Regions from separate parts of the Mus musculus genome. Here region 1 is linked to region 2. A link is a loop called in an ENCODE intact Hi-C map of the cell type or tissue named here. Cell type or tissue: left cerebral cortex. All regions are shown on one strand. Links, peaks and the distances in the headings refer to the core of each region. The heading gives the core; the rest is flanking DNA.

Region 1 (12,019 bases), core at 5,223-7,722, 410 kb before region 2:
TTGTGTGAACCATGAATTGTGTCCCTTCCACCTCTATTCAGGGCAGCATCTCCTGAGGGGGGTGCTATTGTGCTCAGTGCCTTGGGCACCTGCAAGCCCTCAATAGCAGGGCCAGTATTTTGCTTTTGGTGCCCAGCCCCTCACCTAGGGGTAGACAGTCCAGGCCCTCCCATCTCCTTGGCACATTTTTGTCTGTGGAGAATTTGGCTTACGTCCACGCCATGGTACAGGAGGCAAAAGAGCTGTGGCAAGCTGCCCATCCAGCCTGTGGTCCCTTGACTGTGACAGGCCCATAGTGTGGGCACAGGCTGTGCTTGAGTTTTCTCATAGGAACCATCAGGTGCCCAGCTCACAAACACAAGACCTGGGAGTGTGTGGGTCAGGGAGACCAAAGACTAGGGACTCCTCAGAAGGACAGAGGTGGCCCTCTACTGAGGTCCCTTTTTTAGGAACTTTACCCTGGCATTGCTTGCTCCTCCCAGGCTCGACCCTTCAGCATCCCTGGACTTCCTCTGGGCCTGTATCCATGTCCCCCGGATCTGGCAGGGCCGGGACCAGCGCACTCCACAGGCAGGTCTCAAGAGGTTAGCCCAACCCATGGGTGGTGGCTGCACACACATCCTGGGGCTGACCTGCAGCCTCCTGATTGCAGAAGCGGCGGGAGGAGTTGGTGCTCCACGTGCAGGGCCCAGAGCTGCTCAGCCTGGTGGAGCTTATCCTGTCCGAGGCAGAGACCAGGAGCCAGGATGGGGACAGTGCTGCACGCACCCTTATCCAGACCCGGCTGCCCCTGCTGCTTAGCTGCTGCCGTAGCAATGATGAGAGCATTGGAAAAGTGACCGAGCACCTGACCAGCTGCATCCAGCAATGGGGGGACAGGTACCTGAGTCCCCACTGTGTCCCCTTGCCATAGATGGCTGCTGTGTCACCTGGGAGTGGCTCCTTCAGTACATGTCCCTCCCCTGGCCACACCATCCCAGTGACCCAGTCCCTCTCCCCTCTGCTCTTTCCAGTGTGCTGGGCCAGCGCTGCCGAGACTTGCTGTTGCAACTGTACCTGCAGCGGCCAGAGGTCCGGGTGCCAGTGCCCGAGGTCCTGCTGCAAAGTGAAGGTGCCACCAGCAGCAGCATCTGCAAGGTGAGGGACACAGTCTCCACAGAGCAGGGGGTGGGGGCTGGAGGATGGGGTGCGGGGGGGGGGCTGCACCATCAACCTCACCACAAGGTGAGGGGCATAGTCCCCATAGAGCCTGGAGTGGGGGTGCCATCAGTCTCACCTTAGCTCACCTCACCAGAGCTAGACCTTACTGTGCTAGGCTCTTCCTCTGGATGCAGCTTGGGGCAGAGGGATGCCCCTTCCCCTTTCTGTACCCAGGTTGTGGGCAGACAGGAGTCAGCACATGTGTGTCATGTGGACAATATGGGGCCATGGCCTCCATCACGAGGGTCGTGCACTGTCACCCCAGAGTACCCCAGAGGTCTCCACCTCCTACCCATTCTGGCCAGCTCCACTGTGCCTCAGCAGGGCAGACCAGCTTGCGTCCTCTGGAGTTTTGTGTGAGGGGCCACATGAGCTCCTGCCTTTGGTGTGATCGCTAGAGTGTCCGTGCTGAGCGTGTGTCTGCTGCTGCGTGATGTCCTGGGCCATGAGGGGGTAGGGGGAGTTCAGACGGTGTATAGGCAAGTAGTCTCCCCTCCCCCTAGCTGGACGGCCTCGTCCATCGCTTCATCACGCTCCTGGCAGACACCAGCGACTCCCGGTCTTCTGAGAGCAGAGTGGCTGACGCCAACATGGCCTGCCGGAAGCTGGCTGTGGCCCACCCCGTCCTGCTGCTGAGGTGCGTGCTGTCACAGCCTGTGGTGCTGGGTGACTCGGGGGAAGGTGTAACCAGGGACATTCTTCTGCTCTGCCCAGGCACCTGCCCATGATCGCAGCCCTCCTGCACGGCCGCACTCATCTGAACTTCCAGGAGTTCCGGCAGCAGAACCACCTGGCCTTCTTCCTGCATGTGCTGGGCATCCTGGAGCTGCTGCAGCCGCGTGTGTTCCAGAGCGAACACCAGGGGGCGCTTTGGGACTGCCTGCGATCCTTTATCCGCCTGCTCCTGGTGGGTGCCAGGCAGACTGTCCCCCACATTCCTCAGCCGTACATCCTCCCATGGCCCCTCCTGTCCTTGCCTGACTCCCTTCTGCTCCTACAGGACAGCCTGGAGCCAGGGCCAAAGCCAGGCCACTGCCCAGTGGCTTCTGTCTCCACTGTCTGAAGACCAGCTCTTCACTGAGGCTCCTAAGCCCCAGTATCCCCTGCCTGGGGAATCCACATTCAAGTCCCATGGGTGCTATTTGTTGGTGTCATATGCCTAGTATATACATAATATTATGAAAACAAAAGCCAGGCCAGCCAGGTGTCAGAGTAGCACACCTGCAATCAGCACGAGGGTAGCTGAGGCAGGAGAATTGTAAGTTCTGCACCAGCCTTGGCTATAATATTGAGGCAATATCAGGGTCTGACTCAGGGGCTGGAAGGAGGGCTTAGAGATTAGAGAGCGTTAGCTGCTCTCGCAAAGGAAGACCCTGGTTTGGGTCCCACCACCCACATGGTGGCTCACAAGCATGAGAAACTCTAGTTCCAGGACACCAGACACCCATGTAGTGCACAGACATACAGACATACATTCAGGCAAAACATTCGTTCAATAAAAAACAAAACATCAGGCCCCAGTCAGGCTAGCTCTGTGCTCATGGCTGTCATGGGGGTCATGTATGGTGTAGAGGGTCTGAGGAAGCCTCTGGTGGTTCTGCCTTCTCTACAGAACTACCGGAAGTCCTCCCGCCACCTGGCTCCCTTCATTAGCAAGTTCGTTCAGTTCATCCACAAGTACGTGGGCTGCAGCGCACCAGCAGCCGTGGCCTTCCTGCAGAAGCACGCAGAGCCCCTCCAGTGAGTCCCCACACCTGCCCAGGCTGGCCAGTGGCCCCACACTGGAGCCAGGAGGGGCAGTCCAGACAGTGAATGTTCTGGTCTGAATTGCAGCCTTCAGCTTCATCCCCACTTGCTCCTCCTTACCCCTCCTCCCCATTCACTCCTCCTCACTCACCTCTCTTCCCCATTCACTCCTCCTCACCCCTCCTCCCTATTCACTCCTCCTCACTCACCCCTCCTCCCCATTCACTCCTCCTCACCCCTCCCTATTCACTCCTCACTCACCCCTCCTCCCCATTCACTCCTCACTCACCCCTCCTCCCTATTCACTCCTCACTCACCCCTCCTCCCCATTCACCCCTCCTCCCTATTCACTCCTCCTCACTCACCCCTCCTCCCTACCATTTCTCTTTGCACTTGCCTAACCCCAGGCCCTCCTTCCTGCCCTGCTGCTTCTCCTTGCCTGGCACTCTTCCCCGCCTGCCCTCCTCTGAAGTGAACCCGTGCTTCCTCCACAGTGACCTGTCCTTTGACAACAGTGACCTGGTGATGTTGAAGTCTTTACTGGCAGGGCTCAGCCTGCCCAGCCGGGATGGGAGAACTGACCAAGGCCTGGATGAGGAAGGCGAAGGTAAGCAGACAGGTGAGCTCTTGGGGGGGGTTGTAGGGAGGGTCCTGGTGGGTGTGGCTGAGCCCTGAAGCTTCATCTGTCCTCTGTGTGTGTGTGTGTGTGTATGCGCACGTGCGTGTACGCGCACGGTGCCATGACCAAGCTGACTGAACAGAGCCGCCTCATGGAAATGCTTGGTTCTGCTTCAGACATTACCTTTCTGGATGTTTCCCGTGTGCTGCCCGGGCAGGTTGGTCCTTAGGTCAAGGTCTTACACCTACCTCACTTGCCTGATGGTGGCTCATGCTCCACAGGTGGGACGCTACCCTTTGCTGCCTCTGTTGGCCAGATTGACTGTAGTCTCGGGCTGCCTGAAGGCACATAGAAGGTCCTTCATAGTGGACATGCTGCACAGACACAAGCCTCCCATGTGGAGTGGCACCTTGTGGGCAGAGGCGAGGGAATGCACTCCTAAACTGGCCCGCATCCTGACTGCCACCCTCCAGTCCTGACCACCACATAGACTAAGCATAGTGTGGCACCCTGGATAGTGGCCAGTGTGCCTCTGGGATGGGCATGGTCTTTCCATAGAGTCTGCAGGTCTGGCTGGGCCCTCAGTGTTCAGCCATCACCTGACCCTGACTAACCTTTCACAGATGAGCGTTCGGCCGGCTCCCTACCCCTGGTCAGTGTCTCCCTCTCCACCCCACTGACTGTAGCCGACGTGGCTCCTCACATGAAGAGGCTGTCCCGGGGCCGGGCTGTTGAGGGTGAGTGAGCCCCCTGTTCCTAGACCACCCTGGATCCACTGAGCAGTTTGCTTAGATAGCACAACGGACCCCCAAACGCATTGAGCTTCTTAAGGAAGACCAACAGGGTGGCTGGTAGGTCTGTCAGTCTTCAGAACAGAACCAGGGTGGACTAAAGGGGTTTGCTCCAAGTATCCATTTTACAGGGCGAGCCACTGGTCATGGCTTCCCAGGAGACCAGTGTGAGGCCAAATGGGGAAGGCATAGGATATGTCCTAGTCAGGATAACCACTGAGCATGGTACACAGTTCCCGGTGCATCTTGGGGAGACTCTGGGAAACTAGGATGCCTGGGGACTGTCCCTTCCTGTCTCAGAGTTGCTTGGGGTAGGAGGCTCCCCTTAGGTCCCCATAGACCCCACAGCCTGGTCTTTGCCCTCAGATGTGCTCGAGACCCTGAGTGACATAGACGAGATGTCGCGGCGGAGACCTGAGGTCCTGGGCTTCTTCTCGGTGAGTAAGGCTGGAAAGAGCCCAGGTTGGGGTCTAAAGGGCAGTACTCACCCCTCTGCCATGCAAGCGAAGCACTGCCCCAGACAGAAGCAGGAGGCCAAGTGGGCTGTCCCACTGCCCTGGTGACAGCTTGTGGAAGAGTTACCATTAGGGTGAGTCCCCACGGTGACACTCTTCTCTCACGTGAGCAGACCAACTTGCAGCGGCTGATGAGCTCAGCGGAGGAGTCCTGCCGCAACCTGGCCTTCAGCCTAGCACTGCGCTCCATTCAGAACAACCCCAGGTAGGTGAAGCCCCAGCCTAGGGCCACTGTCACCCCAGCTAGCTGAGCCAGGCATAGGAGGTCAGTGCATATGGGTCCTGGGCCAGAGGGCAGTGACCCATGAACATGTCTCTTGCAGCATCGCTGCTGACTTTCTGCCCACCTTCATGTACTGCCTGGGCAGCAGAGACTTTGAGGTGGTACAGACAGCCCTCAGGAACCTGCCAGAGTACACCCTGCTCTGCCAAGGTGAGTCGCCCACCCAGCGCCTGCCTGCTGCCCTGGGAGGCTGGCCCACAGCTGTCTGACCTCAGCTCTTCCACAGAGCACGCGGCTGTCCTGCTGCACAGAGCCTTCCTTGTGGGCGTGTACGGCCAGATTGACACCAGCGCCCAGATATCAGAGGCCCTGAAGATCCTACACATGGAGGCTGTGATGTGAACTGCTCCTGTTGCCAGGCCTCCAAGCCACACCAGCGAGACAGCCTGTCCAAGACACACCTGCCCTGGACAGCCTCGCCCTGAGCCCCTTGAGGCTGGAGCATCCACTGGTACTGAAAGTCCTCTTGAGTGCTCCTCCTGTCCTGGAGTCACAGGAGATATGATGGAGAGAGGCTGTTCTGCCAGCAAGGCAGGCGCACTGAGGGCAGTTTCAATGAAGCTCGAGTGCCTGTGTGCTGTGTGGTGTCCTGTGTTGTCCCTGGCCAGTGTGGTGTGGGTTCCTGTACTTGGTATAAGACTTCCACGGTGTTGAGCAGAGGCCTGGGAGGCAGAGTCTGAGGCGTTCCCTGACGGACTACCCTGCAGGCTACCTACACTGGCAGCTGCCTTCAGTGGTATAGCCTGCTTGGCTCTGGGTTCATTACCCCAAGCTCAGCTAGGCGGGCGGAGTGGCCTCACCCTAAACAGATGATAGAGCCCTGTGGTTCAGGCAGGAATGGCCCTAGTAGCCTGTGCTTCTGGGCAAGTGTGGGTGGCCCCAGAGATGAACCTCCAGTTCCCACCCACCATGGGGACAGCAGGGTGCTGATTGCAGCTGGTGTATAGTGGACCATTCTGTGGAGAGCATTTGTCTCTGGTGGACTCATGTGCTCCAAGTTAAGATCAGAGTCATTCTCAGAGTGGCCAGGACCCCTTCCTAGGGGTGCAGACCACCTCCCCCTGACTATCCCTGCAGGGTTGTCCCTGGTGGTTGGCTGTTCCATCTCTGGCCACCAGGGGGCACTGTTTCCTAAAAAACCAGCTTCAGGTTCCCCAGATGTCATTCTGCCTTTGGCAATGACCTGGGCTACACAGGCTAAGTTGTACAACTCCTGGTCCTATCCTGGCCACTGAGCCAGCCCTGCCTGCCCACACACCTTCCCAATGCATTGCCACTATTGCCAGTCTCCCATTCTCATGTCTTCCACAGCAGTGTAGATCTGATGACTGGGGACCAATGGGCCAAGGCTGCCTTTGTCTCTAGGAAGGTTCCTGGGGTGTTTTGGGGGACCAGGTTGGGCAAAGACTGAGGGACAGGAGTCAGCTTCAGGTAGCCAGTTCCTCACCAGGTCTTCATATACCCACTCAAAGCAGCAGGTACGTGTGTAGGTGATGGTCTCTCCATGAACAGGTAGGCTGGCAGTGATGGCCTCTGGGTAGCTGGGGGCACTGGACACAGGGAGGTTCCTGTGTACCCTGCTAACACCCGCAGCCCTCACATCACTGCTCTCTAGCCTTCTGGCTTCTGGTCCAGGCCAGCTCCAACCAAACCAGGTTCCCCTCACCCCCACCTCCCAACACACACACCTTTTGAGAGGCTGCAGGGCCTGTCCATGGCACCTGGGCTCTACCCTAGGGGCCCTTAAATAGGACCCCTAGAGCTGGGTAGCGACTCTTCAGTGTGAGCCAGTCCCCCCATGCAGAGAGGGGAAGGTTGTCCACACCACCCAGCGTGGCAGCCACTGGTCTCCAGTGCAGGCCACTGTACAGTGTGCTTCCACCTGTCAGGGCACCGAGTGGAAGCACAGCCTGGCATCCAGGAGTCGGCACGTGCACATTCCATCTCCTTGCTCACTCGGTGCCCTGAGCCTGTACTTCGGTCACTGTCCCTTGGCACATGTGCTTGTCTTCAAGTACTGCCTTCTCTCTTAGATCTGAGTTACACAGAAGGCGAGTGGTGCCTTCCCTTCCTGCCCCACAAGTTTGGGATGATGATGGGAACTCCGTCGTGATGGAAGAGCTTGTGTCTGGATCATCACATTAGTGCCTCCTTCTGCCCCGCCTCACACCACAGTATGGGTGCTAGACAGCCGTGACTGGCTCTGGGCAGGTGCAGGAATCCAGGGCACTGCCCACATGGGCATCCAGCCAAGGCCTGGAGTTCAACAGTCCGGTCCACTGAGTCTTGGGTCTTGGCTTGGGCTTCTTATACATGGTGCACGCACGTGTACACACACACACACACACACACACACACACACACACACACACACACAGGAGTTTCTTTGTGTAGTTCTAGGTGTTCTGGAACTTACTCTGTAGACCAGGCTGGTCTTGAACTCGGAGATTCTGCCTGCCTCTGCCTCCCAAGTGCTGGGGATTAAAGGTGTATGCCACCACTGCTTGGCTATGTGGCACAGCCTTAATGCAGCAGAGACCCAGAGCTCATGGACACCAAAGGCAACATGTGGGTTCATCTGGCCTGGGAAGTGTTTTCTGCTATATCAGACAGCAGCTGGGTGCCTGTCCTCAGCTACTCCCTTCTGTCATATACAAGACGCTAGTCCTGGTGTGACAGAGACTAGAGGCAGCAGGGCTCCCAGCCTAGTCACTTGTGCAGAGAGCAGGGGTCTGTTCACACCCAGTTCTGGGGCTCACAAGACAGGGCAGGGTTGTGGGTAATCCCAGGTTCTGGATACGGGGTGTGTGAGGTGTACAGGGTCACTCATCAGGATCATAAGGCTGGTAGTGGGGCTGGAATCTCCAGGTCTGTCTGATCTAAGGGCAGAAGGTTGAGGCTAATGTCAACCTGGGAATGAGACCCAGCTTGGGGCTGTGAGCCTGCCTGCTGGAAGGACTAAAACAGTCAATCATGGCCTTGAACCTGAGCCCAGAGGGGCTGCTGATGCTCAGGCCACTCTCAAGCCTGTTTCCCCTCCTTGTGATGGGCAGTACTCACTTCCCACAAGGCTGCAGGGTTGAGCAGAGAAGCTGTCCCCATGAAATGCTGAGAGAGGGGTGGGGCCAGGTAGAGGGTGCCCTGTAGTCCATGCTCACTGCATAAGGATACTTCCTAGTCTATGTCCCAGATAGCCAAGGTGCTGGGGCCAGGGCCTGGGGACGAGAGGGTCCCTGCCTGTGCATGCACCAGGCTAATGACTTCCATAGTTCCTGGGAGACAAAAAGGCGAGTGTGTCCTCAATTCAGTGTAGCCTAGCTGAGATGAAAGGGCAGACCTACACAGAAAGGTCTGTGGTGGGGTGCCTGCAGGGTCCCTGACAGTGAGGGGCTGTCTGGTGGAATTTCTGCATAGTATGACATGGCAGACCAGGCTAGTCGAGGACAGACACCCACAGAATGCAGAAGGGCACAGGGGCAGAGATCCCAGCACAGCCCGTGCCCCAGCTCTTGACTTTACCTCCTCCCCACCATCAAAAGTCCAGAGGTTTGGGACACCTGATGAACTGCAGGACAACTCTGTTCTGATTGAAGAATTGGGTTATCGCACTGCAGTGGGGCAGTCCCCCAGGAGACCCCAAACTAGGCCCAGGGTCTCACCAGCCCTCGGCCACTTTTCATTGTGAGGAGGAAGGAAAGATGGTTAAAGGACAGTGTCCCAAGTCCACTTCCTTCCCTGTGGCTGCTGCCTGGTGCCTTGATTTGGGGCGTGGTGTCGTGGTAATGAGCCTACCCATTTCTTGCCATTAAAAAAAAAAGCCATTGGGGTTCGCTTTGAGCTCTGGTAAGCTGTGACCTTCATTTGGGGACAGTTTATACCACACTCAACCTAGCAGGGCCACTCATCTTTTCTGCCTTGCTGACAGAGCAGGGAGGGCTATATATAGTGGTTCAAGGTTGTGTTTGTGGGTGGGCAGCTAAACACTGGGGGGTTCTGGGGACTTGCCTCTTCCCACTTCTTCCTGAGGGCAGCCAGGCACTCTGACCCAGTTAGCCTGGTCAGGTAGGCTAGGGTTGTGCCAAGTTAGATCGTACCTGGAGAACTTCTGGAACTGCAGCCTCTTCCCTCCTGGAAGGCGATCTGCTAGATACTCAGGAGGACAGGCAGGCTCAGGCAGAAGTCCTGGATTTCTCCTTCACCTCTGCACAGCTGTAGATCTGGCAGGACAGCTTTTTGGCTCTTGGTCCGCTGGGGCTCACTGGAAGCATGAGAAAGTAACATGTTGAAGGGACCTTAAGGGACAGAGGGGAGTTTTCCAGGTGAGTTCATCGATTCATTAACTTTCTGCTGGGGACTCAGGACTCTCGCTGTCCCTGTTGGGCATTTATTTGCCCAGAAAGAAGTTTGTTTCCTGTAGCTCCAGAAAGGGAGACCAGGACCAGGGGAAAGGAAGGCCAGCTAGAAGCCATGCCTTCACTCAAATATCACTCAGCAAAGGCTCAGCCACACTCGGCCACCCAGAGAGAGGGACTGCCTCAGGGCAGGAACCTCTGCTGTGCCCAGGGCCCCAACAAAACCTCCGTAGAGGGGTCTGTTGCCTATCCACGGCTCCGCACTCAGCTCCTGCTTGGGTCACATGTCCTGGGAGCAGAGGTTCTGGGGACAGTGCTGGATCCCTGATGTCCTCATCCCTGGTGGCAGGACAGCAGGGGACCATGGGGTTTTGTAAGGACCCCCCCCCCCCCCCGTGAGCTGCGTAGGGTATGTCCCCCTGGGAGCTGAGGAGTCTCCTAGGAGGGTGGGTAACAGCGGGGGTTGGCCAGGATTTGGGCCTGCTTGATTCCCAGCTGGCTGAGCCCTCAGGCACACTTTTGAGCTATAGGGAGGCTGTGGGATAAGAGTGTGAAATGCATGGTGTGCAGACACCACCAGCTTCTGGTGCTGTGTGGACAGAGAGGAGGTGTGATTTGACAGGGCCGCACAGCCAACAGCACATGCCAGTTCCCTCCGTCCATGGGTCCTGCTGCCCTCAGCACCAAGTACTGTTTGCTGAGAGTATGGAAGGCCGGGCCCTATTACAAGGGGTTCCTATCAATGGTATGAAGAGGATTAATAATGTATTTATAGCGCATCGTTGTGGTAGCCGAGAATGATCTATAAATGTGCGGTAAATGTTTTATAATGTTTTTGTAACCCGTTATAAATGATAAATGGACGACTCTAGATGCGGGATCAAATATTTATAACACATTGTGTGCGACGCTGGCCTGCAACAGTTCAGGAAAGCCATTAATAATAAAGTGGATGGAAATGTAAAAGTTACGGGCATGCCCAGCAAAGCCATTTGTAATGAAATGTAAAATTTGGCTGTTGGAAGCAGCCCGTGGCCAAAGCTGGCCAGTGTCTCCCATCTCCTAGAGGCCAAAACAGAGGTGAGAGAGAATGTCCGTAAGGTCACTCAAAGCTACTAATGCATCCATGATGGCCAGCACTCTTCCATGTAGCCTAATTAATTAGCTAGTGGGCCTGAAAACAGGATTCACCGCCTACCCTCCTCCCCGGCCTGGAGCCACAGGTACAGTGGTCTTGGGTGTTAGGGAAGGAGACTCCATGTGGATTCTGTATGGGATCCAGATTGCTACCTCCCGCCCAGCCATCCAGACAGTTTGTGAGTAAAGTCACGTGGGGAACCTCTGGGTAGCATCGTGATTTCAAGGCTCTGACAGTCCTGCAAGAAACAGCTCACTTTGGGCCTTGCTGCTCTGTTTCTCTTGTGCCTGCTCATTTCCTGCTATCCCGGTGTCTCCACTCATCAGCCCTGAGCCAACCACCATTTCAGGGGCACACTATGTGAGGGTACCCTCAGAGGCCAGAAGAGGGCACCAGATCCCTTGGAGCCGGAGCTACAGGTGGTTGTAAGCCAGCACACACCTCTGACCAGCCTGCACTTTACAGATGAGCCATCTCCCCAGCTCCCCTGGATCCCCACCTCTGCTCCCTTAGGAAGAAGTGTCACAGCAGGGAAACTGAGGCTGGCCTGGAAGTCCCATCTCAGGCCAGGGAAGGCACTCAGCAAGACACCAACTGGACAGGCCAGATCTCCAAACCCCTCCCCGCATTGGGATGGGGCAGGGCTGGCCTTGGAACCTTGTTTGCTTCAGCCAGAGTGAAAAATGGGGTGCACAGAGGGCCAACGAGGCTGGGGCAGGGTGCTGTCCTCTCTAGCTCTCTCCCAAGCCGCTTTGTGGTCCTGTGTTTTGCCCATCCCTACCCCAGGGCCTTTGCATGCCTGGCCCTCTGGCTCTTCCTCCTTCTGAAGTGAGGCTGATGCACATATCCTTCAGGGCTCAGTTCCAACATTCTCTCCTTGGAGAAGTCTTCCTGGACCCTTGTCCTGCCTACACGTGTGCTAGTGTGCGCCTCATGACACAGATCCAGTGGCAACCTCAGCCACTTTGTCCCCAAAGGTCTTTGCTGTCTGGCCCTGTGGAATCACACTACAATACACTATACACACACATACCACTCACATACACATACATCACACACACACGTACACCATACACATACCACATTCACACACCACACCACACACACACCCCACATACACACACGCCCCACATACATCATACCACACATACACACACATACACCGTAACACACACTACACCACACATATGCCACTCACACACACACACACACCCTCACATAAATGCACTCACATACACACTATTCGCACATACCACACACATACACACACAGACATCACATACACATAAACACACACGTGCACATATGCACATATGTACTGGAGTCTCGTAGGTGCCACTGAGTTATTGGCATGTAGCTAGTAGTAAAGGCTTAA
Region 2 (12,019 bases), core at 3,290-5,789:
CACCAAAGGTGGCCACATAGATGGTCCCTATCATAGGTTCTTTGAGTAATACGATGTTGTCATCTTCTATCAGAAGGGGTCTGTATTTCCCACACTGTATGGATGCTGTTAGCACCCCAGAAGCTAGGGTATTGAGAGATATAGTTCACACCAAGTTTTTTTTTTTTTTTAAGATTTATTATTTATTATATGTAAGTACACTGTAGCTGTCTTCAGACTCTCCAGAAGAGGGAGTCAGATCTCGTAAGGGATGGTTGTGAGCCACCATGTGGTTGCTGGGATTTGAACTCCGGACCTTCGGAAGAGCAGTCGGGTGCTCTTACCTGCTGAGCCATCTCACCAGCCCCTCACACCAAGTTTTGAGGCCCTAGTGCCTTGCTGGGAGGAAGCCTGGGTAGCCTGGAAGAGCCCAGGTGTAGAACACTAACAGTCTAAGGACATAACCATGCTCCCATGGTCAGCCTGAGTGGACTGGAATAGTGGTCATGAGTTCTTTCACACAACCATGAGGGCTTGAGTTTGAATCCCTAACACTCACATAAAAAGCCAGGCATGGCTGTGCATGCCAGCAACCCCATCTAGGAAACAGAAACAAATGGATCTTGAGAGCTTGCTGGCCAACCAGCTTTGCCAAAAATGATGAGCTTCCAATCCAGAGAGTCCCCACCTCAAAGCAATGTGGAAGAAGATGCTTGACGTCCTTCTGTGGTCTCCACATGTGCACACACAGGTGCATCCAGCTACACACACACACACAGGTGCATCCAGCTACACACACACACACAGGTGCATCCAGCTACACACACACAGGTGCATCCAGCTACACACACACACACACACACACACACACACACACAGGTGCATCCAGCTACACACACACACAAACACAGGTGTATCCAGCTACACACACACACTGTGCAGGGTGGTACACACCTTTGATCACAACCCTTGGAAAACCAGTACTTCCAAGGCAGAGGGAGGCAGAACTTAGTGAGTTCAAGGCCAGCCAGAGCTGCACAGTGAGTACCCATCTTAAACCAAAACAAATAACACAAAAGCATTCATACAAGGCAGTAGCCATTTCCGAGGAATGGCAGGTTAAAAGTTGCTTTCATAGCCCAGACACCAGCCCCTGCTGCTTTCTTGGTTCTTTGGGATGCCTGACAGAAGGTCTGCCACCCCAGGGACAGAGATGTCTTCTTATTTTAAGTGGAAAAGGGCTGCTTGCTGAGTCATAAAAGACACCATTGTTCACAGTCCAGAAAGCATTAATGAATAACTCAGTGTATGGCCTCTGGTCCCAGGCATGGGAAAGGTGCAAAAGAGCTGTTTCTATGATATCAACAAAGTACAGCTTTCCTTCTGAAGTCTCTCTATAACTCTCTCTCTCTCTCTCTCTCTCTCTCTCTCTCTCTCTCTCTCTCTCTCTGATGTGCAGATGTGAGATGTGTATACCCCATACACATGTGGAAACCAGAGGAGGACATCAGCTGCCCTGCTCTCTCTCTCCCCTTTATCCCCTTGTGACAGGGTGTTGGCTGAACCTGGAGCCAGGCTGGCAGCCAGCAAGGCACCCCTTACAATGCTGGGATTAGAGGCCCATGCTACCCAGCCTGGCTTTTGGGGGTGGGGGTGGGAGGCTCTAGGGATTTGAACTCAGGTCCTCATGTTGCTATAGTGAGTGTCCTTGCCAGCTGAGTTCATCCCTCCAGGCCCCGTTTTGAGAGGTGATTGGAAGCAGACCTGGAATGGGCTTGCTGGAGGTCTGGCAGGGAGATGGTACTCCTCTGAAGGCAGCCTGTAGATCTGCTAAATCCAGCCTCCCAGACAGGAAGGCAGGATGGGATCCAGTGCCTGTGGAGGAGGGGAGTCCAGCAAGACAGGAGAGACTGAGTAGATCTGCCGGTCAAGCACCTCTCTGCAGCCCCTGGGAATTGTTTCTGCTTCTGCGTCAGTGATGTTGGGATTCATCAAGGGACTGTAGAGGAAGAGCTGGCCCCAAGGAGCTGCTAGGAGCCCACTGAGCCCATTCTGCTCACTGCCAGGGCCTGGTGTAGTGTAGAACATAGCATTCATGTGTGGCTGAGATGGAATGACGGCCAATGTCCTACACTGACAGCAGTGCAGGGTGGCAGGGTGCGAGTGCTCTTCTCTGTCCCCAAGCTGAAAAGCAGGGGTGCTGGGTATGGGTGTTATTGCCATAACAACAGCAAAGAGTCAGTAGAGTGCACCCCACTACCATAGAACAGTCCCCCCCAAATCCACCTGGCACAGTCCCAGCCCCCAGGACCTTTTGAAATAATGTTGTGGCAGATGTAAGCAGCAGAGGTTAAAATTGTTGGGATGAGCTGAGCATGGTGGAGCACAACTTGAATCCCAGCACTTGGGAGGCAGAGGCAGGTGGATCTCTGAGTTCAAGGCCAGCCTGGTTTACAGAGTTCCAGGACAGCCAGAGCTACAGAGAAACCCTGTCTCAAAAGAAAGAGAGAGAGAGAGAGAGAGAGAGAGAGAGAGAGAGAGAGAGAGAGAGAGAGAAAGAGGGAAAGAGGGAAAGAGGGAGAGAGAAAAAGAGAAAGGGAAGAAGGGAGGAAGGAAAGAAAGAAAAAAGAAAATCAGACAGCAAAGAAGGAAGGAAGGAAGGAAGGAAGGAAGGAAGGAAGGAAGGAAGGAAAGAGAATTGATTGTTGGGATGGCCCTACCCCGGTGTGGCAATGTCATAAAAGGAATACTTGGATACAGAAACATGGGAGAATGTTCCCAGAAGTGGAGGCCCCGGAGGGAGATATCTAGCAGCCCAGAATTACCTAAAATTGACAGAACATCTCAGAGGCTGGGAGAGAACCTGGGCTCCCTGGAACAGACAGCAGGGACAGCAGGCCACAAGAGGGCTGATGACCAACACCTTAGGATCAGACTTCTGGTCTCTTGAACCACAGAAGATGCCCTTTGGGGAGATTTTCTTTTGTTTTGTGGGACTGGCTACATAGCCCAGGTTTGCTGAAAACTCAGGCAATCCTTCTGCCTCAGCCCCCTAAGCGCTGTCTACAGGTGTGAGGGACTGCACCCTGCTTTATTTTCTGTTTGTAAAACCCGTTTGTATCACTGTGTCACGGCACTGGCAGTAAGCTAGCCACCCCTCCTTTAGTGTGCTTCTTTCCCTCTGAGTAGATGGGAAACTCAGTCCCTGGAAGACAGATGGGTGGGATGAAGATCCCGGGGCACAGACTGGTGTCCTCGGGCAAATGGCTGCATCTTTCTGTCCTTATTTGCTAATCAGTACCAAAAGATGACTGCCAGGCTTCTTTCTGCTTCTCAGAGGGCTGGAAACCAAGGGCAGATCCTTTCGCAACACGGCAGGGGCGGGGCTAGATAGGTGAGGCGGGGCTTGGTGGGTGGAGCCTGGGTGGACTCGGGGTGGGGCCAGTCGTCCGCTCGACTAGCTCGACGCTTCCTGGACCCGCTCGGTGTTCAGCCATCTGCCCTGCGTCGCCGTCGCTCTCCGCTCTGGATTTCGCCGTGATGTCGACCGCAATGAACTTCGGGACCAAAAGCTTCCAGCCGCGGCCCCCAGACAAAGGCAGCTTCCCGCTGGACCACTTCGGTGAGGCGAGGCGAGGCACAGGCTGATGGCGGCCTGGGATCGGGTGGCAGAGTTAGGAATACTGAATCTGGGTGGCAGCGTCTCGGGTGCTGAGTCTGAGTGGTAGGGAGTGCTGTTTCTCGGTGACAGGATCAGGGGTATTGGAAGTAGGTGGCAGGATCTGGGATACTGGTTCTAGATGGCAGGGTCAGGGGTACTGGGGTACTGGGTTTGGGTGACAGAGTTATGGGTGCAGGATATCTGGGTGGCAGGGTCAGGGGTACTGGATCTGGGTTCAGGGTCTGGGCTGCTGGGTCTGGGTGGCAGAGACTGGAGTGTTGTCTCTTTGCTATAGATGGCAGGTTTGGGGGCACTGGGTTTGGATGGCAGGGCCTGGGGTTGTAGATCTGGGTGGCAGAGCCTAAGGTACTAGATTTGAGTGGCCGGGTCAGAGTTGCTGGATTTAGGTGTAATGTCTGAAGAGTTAGATGTTGGATGTGACAGGGCCTAGGGTGCTGGATCGAAGGTCTGAGAGCCAAAGTGAAGGAGCTGAATATGAGGGACAGTGTGTGGGGTTATAGACCTGGGTGGCATTGTCATGTGTGTTGATGACAGGATGCTAGAAATGGTGGGTGGGGTCTGAGGTACTGGACCCTGGATGCAGAGCAGTTAATATTACAGGTCCTTCCCGGGTAGTGGGGCTGGGCGTGCTCAGAGCACTGTGGGGGTGCAGTCAGAGAAACTGAGTCTTGAGGGCCCCTATTTCAGAGGGCCACATGTCATGGCTCTCCAAGTAAGACTTGGGGCTAATGTGATAGGATGGTGACAGGCCTCCTGGAACGGAGCTTGATGTTAGGCCCCCTGGCGGCAGCTCAGCTCAGCGCAGGACATACCCACCCTCCCCTAGCTCCAGGCTCTGGGTCTGCCGTGAACATTAGGCAAGGAAATATTTTCAAAAAGCTTTTTGATATCTAACACTGGGGCTGAAAGCCCGGGTTTGGCACATGCTAGGCGAGTGTTCACCTCTGAGCCACGCCTCCAGCCTGGAGGATTTCTAGTCACCGTTCTGAAGTCTGCAGTTAACAGGCCTTTTGGGAAACTGGAACATGGGAAAGAAAAAAAACAAACAAACTGGGAGAGAGTTGGAGATTCAGATTACAGAGGCCGAGCTGGTGCCTGGCACGCACAGGAACCTGAGTCCAGTCCTCAGCACTACAATAATTAAAAAAAGAAAAGACTGCCCTGCCTACCACCAGCACATAGGACATCCCCCCCCCCCCCACCTACCACCAGCACACAGACCTCCCCACAAGTCCTACCACCAGCACACAGCCCTGAGAGATGCAGCAGCCCTCAGCCCTCGTGTTAGTGTAGAAACGGCAGCTGTTAGTGTAGATTAGACGCTTCGGTGAACTGCTGTAGAGACTCCAGCTCCAGGGACAGCTTTAGAGATTACTGGTTTTTTGGGTTTTTTTTTTGGGGGGGGGGGTTCCGAGACAGGGTTTCTCTGTGTAGCCCTGGCTGTCCTGGAACTCACTCTGTAGACCAGGCTGTCCTCGAACTCAGAAATCCGCCTGCCTCTGTATTTTTTAAGTTATGCTTATTTATTTAGTGTGTTTGGGGATATGCCATGACACGTATATAGTCAGAGGACAAACTGTGGAAAACTGGGATCTCTCCACCCCCACGTGTGTCCCAGAGATCAAACTTAGGTTGTCAGCCTTGGTGGCAAGCGTGTTTACCCACTGAGCCATCTCACTATTTTTAGATTATGATTTCATTGCCAACATTTCATTGGGAAATTTTCCATTTAAAATTTTTATTTCAATTCGTTATTGATTCTTCATTTTTTTTTCAAAGGCAGGGTCTCACTATGTAGTCCTGGCTGTCCTGGAACTCGCTGCGTAGACCAGGCTGGACTCAAATGTACAAAGATCCACCGGCCTCTGCCTCCTGAATGCTAGAATTAAAGGTGTGTGCCAATATGACCGGCTTTATTATAATTTTTTTAAGTTTATGTGTATGTGTGTGCATCTGAGTTTGTATATACACCATTTGTATGCAGGCACCCTTGGTGGCCAGAAGCAGGTTTTTGATAGCCTGGAGCTGAAGTTACAGGCATTTGTTAGCTGCTCAATGTGTGTATCAGGAACCAAACTCAGGTCTCTGTCAGAGCAGCCAGTGTTCATAGCCAGTAAGCCATCTCCCCAGCTTCTTTCAGCCCTTTTGTTTTGAAGTACAGGGATTTGAACCCAGGGGACTATATGCCAAACATACACATTACCTCAGAGCCACACCCACAGCCTCACAAAGGGAACGAATTTTGATGGAAACCCTAGTGCTGCTCCTAAAGTCAGCGTGTGAGCGGGTCAGGCCTTCTCTTTAACTAATAGAATGCTGGCTTTCTTCTTTCCCTAGGTGAATGTAAAAGCTTTAAAGAAAAATTCATGAGGTGTCTCCGTGACAAGAACTATGAAAATGCTTTGTGCAGAAATGAATCTAAAGAGTATTTAATGTGCAGGATGCAAAGGTGAGTTCTATTTGTGTGTGTGTGTGTGTGTGCGCATTCACATGTGTGAGTGCTCATGATTGTGGTGAGCCACCGCGTGGGTGCTGGGAACTTGGTCTGTTGCTGGCCTGGATTCACTAGTTAGGTCGCTGACTACAGGCAAGCCAAGGGATCCCTCTCTGCCCCCAGTGCTGGGACCAGCACACCCAATTTTCTCGGGTTCTCGGGAGGGAACTCGGGTCCATTTTACCAACCCAGCCACCGCCCCTGCCACAGCAGAGTGGCTGATGTTTGCCAGGAGAAATCACAGTTTAGCCAGTGAGGAGGCCGCTAACGGCCCTGGAAACCTCCGTGAGTGACAAGCCACAGAGTGAGTGTCCACAGCTTTGTCCCTCCATCTTTAAGCTTTCAGAATCGTAGATCCTAGCGGCGCTGACTGAGCCCAACAGGTTTTCATGCCTTTCACATTCTCGGCCCAGTAAGAACACTCATGGCCTCGCGCTGTCCTCTGAAAGCTGTTTGAAATGCCACCGGGACAATGGCGACTTAAGCAGTAATGGATGATGATGGCCACCCCCACACCCACCCCAGGTTTACTTTTTTTTTTTTTTTTTTTTGGTTTTTCGAGACAGGGTTTCTCTGTGTAGCCCTGGCTGTCCTGGAACTCACTCTGTAGACCAGGCTGGCCTTGAACTCAGAAATCCGCCTGCCTCTGCCTCCCGAGTGCTGGGATCAAAGGCGTGCGCCACCACCGTCCGGCCCCAGGTTTACTTTTAAACAGAACAAAAACCAAAACCTGTGGCGCTCTGCCTTAGGACGAGAGCCATTCTACTGTAAATGTGCAGAAGCAGCTAGCACGCCAGTCCTTGGGGAAGGAGGCCTGTCCCCATCGCTGTGTACACAGGAACTCAGGCACCCCAGCCTCTCTCAAGATGTCAGTGGTCCGCTTAAGCCTGCTTTCTTTGTGTTTAACAAACCCAGACAAGTCCTAGAGGCATAGGCATGTGGGGGTGACAGTGTAGGTGTCTCAGCTCTGGCGGTGACCCCCTTCCAGATAGCTCATGGTTGGAACTGAGCCTCAGCAGATGGCTGAGAATTTCCTCTTGGCTCTGCTGAGCTTTACAAGAGGGCCAGAGTGATCCCAGCCTGGAAGGAGGCTGTGAGCAGGTTCCTGCCTTCCCCACAGCTCAACCCCTGGGTCTTGGTGTCTACAAAAGGAGAGGTTCCCACAGGCAAGCTGGACAGATTCAGCAAGTAAGAGCTTTAGTGGAGCCTGACACAGGATTGTCATCCTAACTGCTCAGGAAGCTGCGGCAGGAGAATGGTGAGGTTGGGGCCAGCCTCGGCTACAGAATAAGTTCAGAAACTATCTGGGCAATTTAGTAAGATCTTATCTCAAAATGATAAGAAAAACAGGGCTGGGCTGGTGAGATGGCTCAGTGGGTTAGAGCACCCGACTGCTCTTCCGAAGGTCCAGAGTTCAAATCCCAGCAACCACATGGTGGCTAACAACCATCCGTAACAAGATCTGACTCCCTCTTCTGGAGTGTCTGAAGACAGCTACAGTGTACTTACATATAATAAATAAATAAATCTTTAAAAAAAAAAAAAAAAAGAAAGAAAAACAGGGCTGAGAATATAGCTCAGTGCTAGAGCACCTGCTTAAAATCCCCTGAGTGAAGGGCTGGGGTGTGGCTCAGTGGTAGAGCCCCTGCCTAGAATCCCCCCAGGGAGGGGCTGGGGGCGTGGCTCAGTGGTAGAGCCCCTGCCTAGAGTCCCCCAGTGAGGGGCTGGGGGCGTGGCTCAGTGGTGATGCATTCCACAGTTAAGTGAAGTCCTGGGTTCTGTCTACAGTACCCCCTCCATACCCCTTTCCAAACCTGAGCAGATTGTTTTGCCCGTAGTGCCTGGCACAGATGCATAAGTAGGGACTCCTACTTATGATTGCTTCGAGGGTGTGGCTACTTTGAGATCCTCTGGGGGGGTGACTAGTCTGCCTGGCAAGGCTCTGGACAGTACCAGCAGAGGTTCTTGCCTGTTTGTCTGTGGGGTGAGCTGAAGCAAGGCCTCCTAGTCCCCGTGCCACACTCGACACCACATAGAACACGTGCGTCAGAGTTGGGAGGGAAGGGCCTGCTTCCATGGCCTATGGGACCTCAGCTAGGCGAGTGCAGGCACCCAAGGAAACTTCTGGCTTTGTCCAGTGTTGGCAAGGGTGTTTTGGTTTGGTTGGTGGTTGGTGGGTTTGTAAATAAATGCAAGTAAGAAAATAAAGTTAAAATACTCCTTCTCGGGCCTCCGGGGCGCGGGGAACCTCGGGGGCTGCGGCTGTCGTCACATCTCAGCTGGCCGTGACCTTGCAGCTCTCCTGCCCCCACCTCCAGAGAGGCAGAGGTGACAGGGGCATGGAATGAGTGTTGCTGGGACAGGCAGGGATCACAGAGCCCTCAGGAAGGCTCCAGAGCACAGCTCAGGGCTCATCTTAGTGTCTCCGGCCTTAGAAATCCCAGGGACAGTTTTCTAGGGGTGTCCCCTTAGGTGACAGAGGCACATTGAGAGCATTCCGTGGCTTGACTTATTCATTTGTCTGTGTGCGTGTGAGGAAGCTGCTGTCTTTCTGTCTGTGGAACTCCAGGGTTGCTCCTGCCTCCACCTCCCCAGCTATGAGGTCACAAGCACACCTTGGTGGCCTTCCGTCTGTCGGTGGGGGCTGAGCATCAAGCATGGCCCCTTCTTGTGTCCAGAGCAAGAACTTCACCGACCAAACCGTCTCCTCGGCCGTTGTTTACTCATCTTTTGGGACAGGGGCTGTGATGGCCTCACTACAGCCTATTTCTGCCCCACACTGGACTCACAGATGTGAGCAAGACCTAAAGTGTCTGGTCTTCCTGTTAGCTGGGCCCAGGCCGGTGGGGACCCGTGGGAGCTGAGCCATGTCTTCTAAGCCATGTCCTTCCTGGCTGATATTTTTGTTGTTGTTGTTCCTTTTCTTGCTCTGAGCATCCAGTGGCAGTAAGAGCCAGCCTCGGTAGGCCTGTGACCTGTGGCTTCAGAGCCACAGAGGAGCCTCCCACAGTTACCATACTCATCTCTGCAACCACTGGGCAGATGGCCTGAAGGTAGGCCTTAGCTTCCCAGAGCTAGAATTCCTGAAGAGCTCCTGGGCAGGGGGGAGACATCTGTCCCTGTCTTTGGCAGATGTGGGGACATCTGCATCTCCAGACCATGAGCCACTTTCCTCCTGGTGCTTGCTTGCTGTCTGACCAGAGCCAATGAGACTCTGATCCTCGGCGTCTCCCTGGTTAGAGTGTGGCCTCCCAGCCGGTCCTCTCCTTCCATATCAGGACATTGGCACCCACAGGCCCTGGGCCCTGGGACTGTCTGCCCTTGGGGATCATGACTGTGAGTAAGGCAGAGATGGTGACCAGATTCACTGTGAGTGTCTACTAGCGTTCTGAGCTGCGGGAAGTGGAGTGTGGTGGGGGAGGGGCGTTTACTGAGGGAATGGAGCGTGGAGGATGGAGGGATCAGCTCGAGTGGGCAACAGCATGAGAGCCCTGCATGTGGACGGCTGGTCAGGAGGCAGGCTGGGGAACCCGGTGCTGGGTTTCCATCTATCTTCACAGGGCAGCTGTATTCCACGTAGCTGTAAAGGCGGTAGAGCCTCACGGGTGCTGGGATCATAGCACTGGTGACAAGGCTAGGTCATTCTATACCACTTTCTGGCCTCCTCTCTCCAAGTACCCCTTCACAGTGACCTGGAGGACTCTCCTCAATGCCTTTCTGCAGTGTGAGGGTGAAGAGGTCTTACCCCCAGCTATGTGCACCCCTAAAGTCTTCACAGGCGAGTCCACACAGCTATGAGGACACTTATCTAGTCCTAGCTCTCCCCATTTCAGCTTGCACCTGTGGGGTCATGTGACCCCACCCACATACCTGACCCCACCCATATCCTCAGCCCCTGTCCTTATGAGCTTGGACCGGCCATGTGGCTGGGAGGGACCGTGAGGCTCACATGACCTGTTGGCTTCTTGCCCTATGGGGAGGACACCACTCTCTGGGTCTGTTTTCCTGTTTTAGATCAGGGGTGGGGGTGGGCTCTGGAGGCCTGGGCAGGTGAATGAAGAAAAGAGCATGGTGGGATGGAGCTCTGCCCACCCCCCAGCCCTTCCTCCCCTCCACCCTGTGACAACATCTTTCTCTTCCAGGCAGCTGATGGCACCGGAGCCGCTAGAGAAGCTCGGCTTTAGAGACCTAATGGAAGGGAAGCCAGAGGCAAAGGATGAATGTTGAGAAGGGAGCCACAGGACCTTGTCCCCAGCCTGGAGCAGAGCTGAGCCCTTCTGCCCACAGTGCAGGGGGACCTGACACTCAGCCCGTGCTGCCCCGTGCAGGGGCTCTCCCTGGGGACTTTAGAACATGGCTCACCCCTGCAGCACACACCGAAATGTTTCCTCTGTTGACCTCGGTTCCCCTCTAGAGAGTGTGTTTTTCTTCCGTCTGTGTGTCACAGGACCCGTCAGGACTGAACCCTGCTGTGATTTGATATCCCGCCCAGAGTGGCTGTCACACCACAGAGCCCTGGCCAGCATTCCACAGCGACTCAGCCTGTCACAGATCTGAGTCCTCACACTGGAACCTGTCAATGAAACCAAGCGACAGGAAAATGTCCGCCTTTTGTGCTCACAGACTCATATCAGCTGGCTTCCCTTTCTCTGTGTTCTCTCCTGTGAACAAAGCTGGAATACAAAGTAGGAAGTGAGACACTGTTTGGCTTTTGACATATTTGACCAATTGTTTTAAGTGTTTTGAGACAGGGTCTCAAACTGCCTATGTAGCCAAGGATGGCTTCAAACTCTTGATCCTTCTGCCTCCGTGTCTGGGGTACTGGGGAGTGGAACCCAGGGTTCCCTGCAGGCTAGGCAAGTACTCTACTGCCTGAACCATGTCTCTAGCACAATTTCTTGCTTTTTAAATGACATTTTATTTATTTATTTATTTATTTATTTATTTATTTATTTATGGTAGCACTGTGTTTCTGTGTGTGTGTGTGTGTGTGTGTGTGTGTGTGTGTGTGTGTGTGTGTGTGTGTAATTTGTAGGTGGGTCAGAGGACAGCTTAAAGGAGTCTGTTCTTGCATGAGTGAGTGTCTCAGGCACTGAACTCGGCTCACCAGGCTGGGTAGATCTCCCAGCTCAGCTTCCGCTGTCCCAGTCTAGCAGCAGTTTGGGTTTATGCTGCATACTGTTTTCTGGTCACCTCAAACTGTTTCTAAACCTAGCTTTTCCTTTCAGTAGCCCAGTGTGTGCCTCCACAGGTCAGGTCAGCTGTGCACTAGGAGCTGGGCTAGCATCTTCCTTTTTCACTTTTGCACCCTGTTAGAGGAACACCATGTCTCTGTGTCACCCCTGGGTGCTGAGCACTGACCCTGTACTGTGAGCACCAAGCAGGGCTGAGCTGTGGCTGAGCCCAGGCCATCCTCAGAGTCGCTTGTGGGCTGTTTAAACCCCTGGCTGCCTTCATGCTGAGGCGGGTGATCCAAAGACACCAGCAGAATGCCAGCACCAGAAAGGGGGTGGGGGGGAGAGGGAGGAGAGGAGGACTCATCATATTCCTGTTGGTCTTAGGCAGCAGCTATGGTAGTAAGTAAGTAAGTAAGTAGGTAGTAAGTAAGTAGCAAGGCTACCACTACAGGGTCTGCTGATCCCCTCGGGGAGTTTACCCTTGCTCCACTGGACGTGAGTGCCTGAGAGCCCTGTGCCCTGTTACACAGAAAGGCTTCTTGGCCCGACCCACAGTTGTGCCCACTGGGGGTCTGCTTGTTTGTACGCACTCGCTCAGCTCAGACGTACAGTGTGGGGCGACACCAGTTTCGTGTGTACCACATTTCACATTTGCGCCTTGGTTTTTATCACCCGACGCTGGTGTCA

The links. A loop is a pair of places that touch in the nucleus more often than their neighbours do. Peaks named below come from ENCODE experiments on the same cell type or tissue, not always from the same donor. Only the 100,000 strongest peaks of a DNase experiment are listed, where the experiment ranks them.
Region 1: it touches region 2 in a loop (2.3-fold over the local background); 6 of 42 quality-filtered maps call a loop at or near these places.

Annotation. Positions count from the first base shown.
Region 1 is chr5:139,744,995-139,757,013 of GRCm38, reverse strand. It overlaps Ints1 (integrator complex subunit 1), which reads left to right. Exons shown (of 47, transcript NM_026748.2): 36 at 483-570; 37 at 653-879; 38 at 1,014-1,137; 39 at 1,704-1,837; 40 at 1,915-2,107; 41 at 2,813-2,940; 42 at 3,441-3,553; 43 at 4,189-4,302; 44 at 4,723-4,793; 45 at 4,985-5,076; 46 at 5,195-5,304; 47 at 5,381-5,732. The coding sequence ends at 5,496. Among named protein-coding and RNA genes, the nearest start is that of Micall2, 15 kb to the right of the region's middle. In left cerebral cortex, for the core only: CTCF peaks have their summits at 6,055 and 6,257 (motif pointing right); a DNase peak (open chromatin) is centred at 6,293.
Region 2 is chr5:139,336,654-139,348,672 of GRCm38, reverse strand. It overlaps Cox19 (cytochrome c oxidase assembly protein 19), which reads left to right and starts at 3,507. Exons shown (of 3, transcript NM_197980.1): 1 at 3,507-3,601; 2 at 5,999-6,110; 3 at 10,298-10,851. The coding sequence starts at 3,520. The coding sequence ends at 10,382. In left cerebral cortex, for the core only: a CTCF peak has its summit at 4,438; DNase peaks (open chromatin) are centred at 3,437 and 4,449; H3K4me3 peaks cover 1,477 bases; H3K27ac peaks cover 577 bases.